Linked DNA regions of Homo sapiens: region 1 is linked to region 2. The links are chromatin loops, found by intact Hi-C in ENCODE. Cell type or tissue: dorsolateral prefrontal cortex. All regions are shown on one strand. Links, peaks and the distances in the headings refer to the core of each region. The heading gives the core; the rest is flanking DNA. Region 1 overlaps ELFN2 (extracellular leucine rich repeat and fibronectin type III domain containing 2). Region 2 has its middle 58 kb from the start of CYTH4.

Region 1 (2,900 bases), core at 266-2,765, 76 kb before region 2:
GGTGATCCGAGTGACCAACAGGAGAGGAGGGTAGTTGGCCATGGAGGGGGTGAGGGCTGTGTGGGGGCACTGGGGGTCAGGGGAGTGTGAGAGTGTGTGTGCACACACACGTGGGTGTGACATGTGTGACCATGGCTGTGACTGGGGTGTGACTGGGGAGACACCTCCAGGCTGTGGAGCCCAGTAGGGAGTGTGGGACAAGGTGAAGGGGTGGGAGTGGGGGCCCCTTGGTTCCCAGAAAGCTCACTCATCTGTGCCTGCTCCTCCTGCCCAGGGGCTTGAAAGAAGCCCTGTGGCCCCTGGCCTCTTCCCTGGCCCCTGAGCCCCATGGGTTACGATTGGAAGCCTCAGCCCTCCATCTCTCCTGCCTCATCATCCTTCTGTCTCTACCTCCATCTCTTCTCCTCTCCCTGCCCCATCTCTCCATCTCAGTGCCTTCACATCTCTGCCTCCATCTCTCTCTGCATCTCTCCATCTCTCCCTGCCCTGTCTCCCCCATCTCTCTATCTCTGTCTTTCTCCATCTCTCTTCCATCTCCCTCCATTCCTCCTCTCCCTTTACCTCCTCTCTGTCTCACCCTGATATTCATTTGTGGTATATTCGGTTGCCATGGGAAACCCAAGAAAGAAGTGAGTGTACCCTTCAAGACTTCAGCATTTTTCCCTCCTCCCTCCCTCCTGCTGTCCCCCCTCCCTCTCCTCCCCTTCTCTCCCTCCCTCCCCTCTCTCCCCCTCGCCTCCCTGCAGAAGGAGAGGACTTGGGTGAGGAGCTGCTGCCACCCGGGCTGGGCCAGGACCTGAGATCTCATTGCTACTGCTGCCGCTGCTGCCTGGGGAACCTTTCTGAGACCCAGGTTGGGGACAGTGCCGGAGGGGCCTCCTCTGCTGCAGACATCTGGTAAGGACAGGGTCCTTTTGCCTGTGTGTGTGTCGCTGTCTGTGAGCATAGCTCACATGACCCGGCCTTGCAAACCTGTGATGTGGCCCAGCCTCAGGCTTCTGTGTGTTCCTTCTTGTGGGCCTGGCCCCTGCCCCCAGCCGTGGGCACCCCTCCCACCCAGCTTTCCTTCCACAGGGCCTATGAGGCGGCCTGCAGAGCGGCAGGCCTGTTGGGGGCTAAGACAAGCCCACTGGGGAGGGTGGGCAGGAAGCCCCTGTTGGCTCAAGGACCCCAGCTCCTGCCCCATCACCCGGCAGAGAGGCTGAGGCAGGCTTAGTCTGCACTCCAGCAGGTCAGGGGGCATCTGTGCACCTGCTGGGGGTGGAGAGCCAGCTTCCAGGGGAAGGCCTGGGACAACATGGTGGGGGTCTCGCTCAGGTGGGGGTCTGTCCATTGTAGAGAGAGAGGCTGGAAGTGAGCCGGGAGCAGGGGAAAACGCCAGCAGAATTGATATGGGGCCTGATCCTATGTCATTGAATTTTGGAGGCACAGGGAGAGCCGTCTGGCACTAGGAGGCCGCAAACAGGCAGACAGGCAGGCAGAAGGAGCTGCTCCGTCCTGGCTGGGGCTGGTGGCTGCCCTGGAGAGGAGAGGAGAGGAGAGGCTGGGGCTGTCACCGAGGCTGTGTTGGTGGCGGCCACGTGGAGGGAGCTGTTGTCCAGGCGGCGCTGAGTGACGGTGGTTGCCGTGGTGAGGGAGCCGCCTCTGTGGCATTGTGGTCTCCGTGGAGAGAGGAGGAGACAGAGAAAGGAGGCTGGCTGGCTGCGCACAGTGTTGGTGGTTGCTAAGGATAGGGAGATGCTATCTCCAAGGTGCGGTGGTCCCCACGTGGAGGGGCTGTGGCTGTCCAGGTGTTGGAGGTCCCCAGGAAAGGGGTAGTGATGGGTGCCCTGAAGGGGGCTTGTGCAGGGTGGTGGGTGCGCCCCGGAGGACGGAGGAGGTGTGGTGGGGGAAGGGCTGCTGCAGGGGACTTGGTGTTGCTGTCACAGGCTGAAGTGGGGGTTCTTGGTGGTGGAGGGCTGGGGAGTGAGGCACAGTGGGCGGGTCTGCACTTATCCTGCCTGCCCCTGTGGACAGACCGGAGACCCTGCTGCACCAGCGCTTGCTTCCTCCCAGTGCCTCCACCCAGCCCTTCCCTCCCACTTCTGTGGTCATGATCTTCCCACCTCTGCCTCCTTGAGCCCTCTCGCTCCCCAGGGCCTCTGATCTCATAAGTCTCTCATCTGGGCACATGCTCCTTTCTTGCCCCCAAGTGACTTTGTCCCCATCCGTCATGTTTGCTGAGGACCTGTTGACCCAGTGCCGTTCTCTGGGGGACCAGCATTGGTACCTGCCTTTGAGGAATCAGACGGGAAGTGACTTGCCCAAGGTCACCCAGCAGGCACGTTCTGGGGAGCATCTCCCTCCCTGAGTGCCGGACTCAGCAGGCCTAACTCCTTCCCTGGGGGAGCCTGTCTCTCTGACACCGTTGAGTCCTCTCTCTCCCCCCAGTCCCCAGGGGTTCTCCTGAAGCAGCATTTCATTCAATTACTAAAAACAGGAAGCTGCACAGGAGAGCAGCGAGTTCTGGGTTTGCAACCTGGCTCTGGTTTTTACGGTGGAGGACCTCTGGCCTCAGTTTCCCCCTCTGTAAAATGGAGATGAGGCACATGCCTCCCAGGGTGGCTGTTATTTGGGCTCATGGATGTGATGGCTCCTGGTATGTAATAGACTCTCAGTGACTGGGAACCACCACCACCATCATCATTATTATTATTTTTTTTTGAGACGGAGTCTCGCTCTGTCACCCAGGCTGGAGTGCAGTGGCACTATCTCTGCTCACTGCAACCTCCGTCTCCCGGGTTCAAGCGATTCTCCTGCTTCAGCCTCCTTGAGTAGCTGGGACTATAGGCGCGTGCCACCACGCCTGGCTAATTTTTTGTATTTTTAGTAGAGATGGAGTTTCACGGTGTTAGCCAGGA
Region 2 (2,900 bases), core at 108-2,607:
TAGAGGGAGGCTAGAGAAAGGGCAATAATGGGAGAAAGGGGCAGACGGGCCTATTCTGGAGGGCTGAAATGCTGGGGAGGAGCTGGATCATTTGCAGGACAATAGGGAGCCATGGAAGGTTTTTGAGCAGGGGATGGATATGTGGAAAGCTCTGCTTCACTCCGCTTCTCCGTGCCTCTTCAAGTCTTCAGGGGAAGACTTGCTCGGTCTCCAGGGACCCAAGTCCTCATCCGGTCTTTGGGGAGGGGTGTAAAGAATGCATGGAGGTGTGGCGGTTGTTGGGAGGCAAGGGGACAGGTTGGGGTGACTAACACAGATGGCAGGCCACCCCTGTGCCTGTCTAATGTCAGGGTCAGGGCTCCTACAGGGCAGTGCAAGTGATGAGTGGGTGAGCCAGGCTTGGAACCCAGGTCTGTCTGACCAGAGGGCCCCAGCAGGAGGAGGATCCTGGTAGCGACCTGCCTGTGGGGAGAATTCCCCTAAATTATCTCATTTGTGCCTCTTCCTCATTCTGAGGAGGGGCTCTGTCCTCACTGACCCATTTTGCAGATGAGGAAACCAAGGTTCAGAATTGTCAGGGGTTTGAGTTCACCAACGAAACCAGTATTTCTGGCTTCTGAACCAGTGCTTGGTACATGGCAGGTGCTTAACGAAGGGATGGGAGTCAGGCTTTGAGGATTTGGACTCTAGAATGAGTCCTCTCCAAATAGCACCCAAGAGATTTCTCTGAGATGGGGCTGTTCTCAGACAGTGTGAAAATCCCAGAAATAGAACCATCCGGGAAACCTTCAACCACGTTGGAAATATGGCCCAGTGAGGGAAAGTGGCTTGCCCAGGGCCGCACAGCACACCAGTGACAGAGCAGGGACAAGGACCCAGTGCTTTAGACCTTCCCTCCTCTAGACCCAGGCGGGTGAGCACAGTGGGCTTGGCCCAGAGCTGGAGAGGAAAGGCAGGTACAGCCCACCTAGCTCCGTCCTCCACAGCTGCACAGGAGGGCCTGAGATAGGCAAGGGGAGAGGATGGCTGGCCACAGTGGTGGAGCAGCAGGACTCCAGAGGGGACAGCAGTAAAGTGGGAGGGACTGAACCCCTTCAGCTCCTGCCCTACGCCCCTGCCATGCGAGCCTCAGAGGCCCACCCGACCCAGTCAAGACTGCACCTCCCCTCCCATGCTGCCACATCACCACTAAGCACACAATTTCCATGGTGACCCCTGCCCCCTGGCTGCTGGTGAGGTCGGTGGGTGCCCCTCATGGTCTGGCTCACTTGCTGTCTCTCCCTCTTTCTCTCCATCCCTCTTTATCCCTCCCCTTCTCCCTCCCTCTCTCTATCTCTCTCAGTCCAATCTCTGCCCTGCTGCCCTCCATCTGTCTATTTCTCTCCTAGACTTCGGCTTCAGACAGATGTGGTTTCAAAGCTGCAGTCCCGGCCTTCCTGAGCTGTGTGACCTTGGTTACGTCCACGTGCCCATTGCCTCGCCTGGGCCTCACTTTTCTCATCTGTATCATGGAGTTGGCACCACCGGCTCTGCCCTCAAGGTTTGCCGCGCCTGCAGAGGCCCCTGAGCATTCAGCAGGTGCTCACTCAGCAGGAGCTGCCAGACGTTGAATGTGTGATGGGAATCATTGGATGCTGCCGCCTCTCCGCCCACCCGCCACCTGACACTGCCTCCTGGCTCTCCATCACTGCCCAGGAGTCGGGCAGCCTCCCCGCTCCCTGCTATTTCTTCTCTGCACCTGACGCCGCCTCCTGGCTCTCCATCATTGCCCAGGAGTCGGGCAGCCTCCCCACTCCCTGCTATTTCTTCTCTGGAGCTTCCCAGGAGGTTAATAGCAGCTTCTCACCAGGATATTTGGCTTTTTAAGGAATCTCCTTGCCTCTTTCTTCTCTGTGAGGATATTCTCAGGATGGTTGCGGTGGAGAAGGGAAGGAAGGAGACTCTCGAGGCATTTGCCAACTAAGGGGGGCACTTAGGGGTAGGTGGGGGGGGCCAGTTCCGGGCAGAACTTGGGGCAGACAGTGCCCTGTTTCCAGAACAGCTCCCAGTGCCGGGCTGGGCTGGGCTTAAATGCAGTGGGAGAAGCTCAAGGGTGGGGTGGGGTCACAGGCTCCACTTGGAATGGGCCAGGTCATTTGACTATGGGGGCATTTCTGAGCCTGGTGGGGCCTCAGTCTCCCCTCCTGGAAGGTGGGCCTGATGATCCATGCCAGCCTGTAAAGGAAGGGAAAGAGTTTTGCTGAGCTGCAGAAGGAGGTGCAGACAAGGCGAGGGGCTGGGTGTTGGGGGAGGCCAGCTGAGCGCCCAGGACCCCTCTGGCCCCACCCCAGGTCCTTGGGCTCCAACTGCTCTCAGCCCTGCCCTGAGCTCAGGAATGGGCCCAGGCCTGAGAAGGAGGTCAAAACTCTGCAGCCCTTCCACTACTACTTCGGGGGGCTCAGCACAGCTCCTCTGGGCTCAGGTCCCCAGGCCTTTCCCTGATGTAACCCCCCAGTCAGGCCCGCACAGTAGGGGAGGTCCACCTCTTATGTGTGTGTTTTAAATTGCGGTAAAATGTACGTAACATGAAATTTACCATTTTAGCTCTGTAAGCATACAGGTCCGTGGCATTCGGTACATTCACATTCCTGTGTGGCCATGACCACCATCCATTTCCGGGGCTTCTGCATGATCCCGAACAGAAGCTTGCACGCCCTGCGCCACGCCCCCTCCCATGTCAACCCCCGTAACCGCTGGTCTTCGTCTCTATGAATTAAACTATTCCAGGTACCTCCCATCAGTGGAATCATAAAATATATGTTCTTTTGCATCTGGCTTATCTGACTTAGCATAATCAGACGACCCCGTCTTAACAGACAAGTAAACTGAGGCACAGAGAGGCTATGGGACTCGCCCCAGCT

Evidence for each region. Hi-C counts contacts between places; a loop is a spot of excess contacts. Peaks named below come from ENCODE experiments on the same cell type or tissue, not always from the same donor. Only the 100,000 strongest peaks of a DNase experiment are listed, where the experiment ranks them.
Region 1: a loop joins it to region 2, with 2.6 times the contacts of the local background. A loop is called at or near these places in 4 of 110 quality-filtered maps.

The regions. Positions count from the first base shown.
Region 1 is chr22:37,415,766-37,418,665 of GRCh38, reverse strand. It overlaps ELFN2 (extracellular leucine rich repeat and fibronectin type III domain containing 2), which reads left to right. Exons shown (of 3, transcript NM_052906.5): 2 at 747-897. Among named protein-coding and RNA genes, the nearest start is that of ELFN2, 10 kb to the left of the region's middle. RefSeq lists an enhancer at 1,875-2,419. In dorsolateral prefrontal cortex, for the core only: no CTCF peak of the experiment used is centred there; a DNase peak (open chromatin) is centred at 1,625; H3K4me3 peaks cover 1,642 bases; H3K27ac peaks cover 757 bases; H3K27me3 peaks cover 778 bases.
Region 2 is chr22:37,339,458-37,342,357 of GRCh38, reverse strand. It overlaps a transcript of ELFN2 not described here. Among named protein-coding and RNA genes, the nearest start is that of CYTH4, 58 kb to the right of the region's middle. In dorsolateral prefrontal cortex, for the core only: no CTCF peak of the experiment used is centred there; a DNase peak (open chromatin) is centred at 1,647; H3K27ac peaks cover 2,079 bases.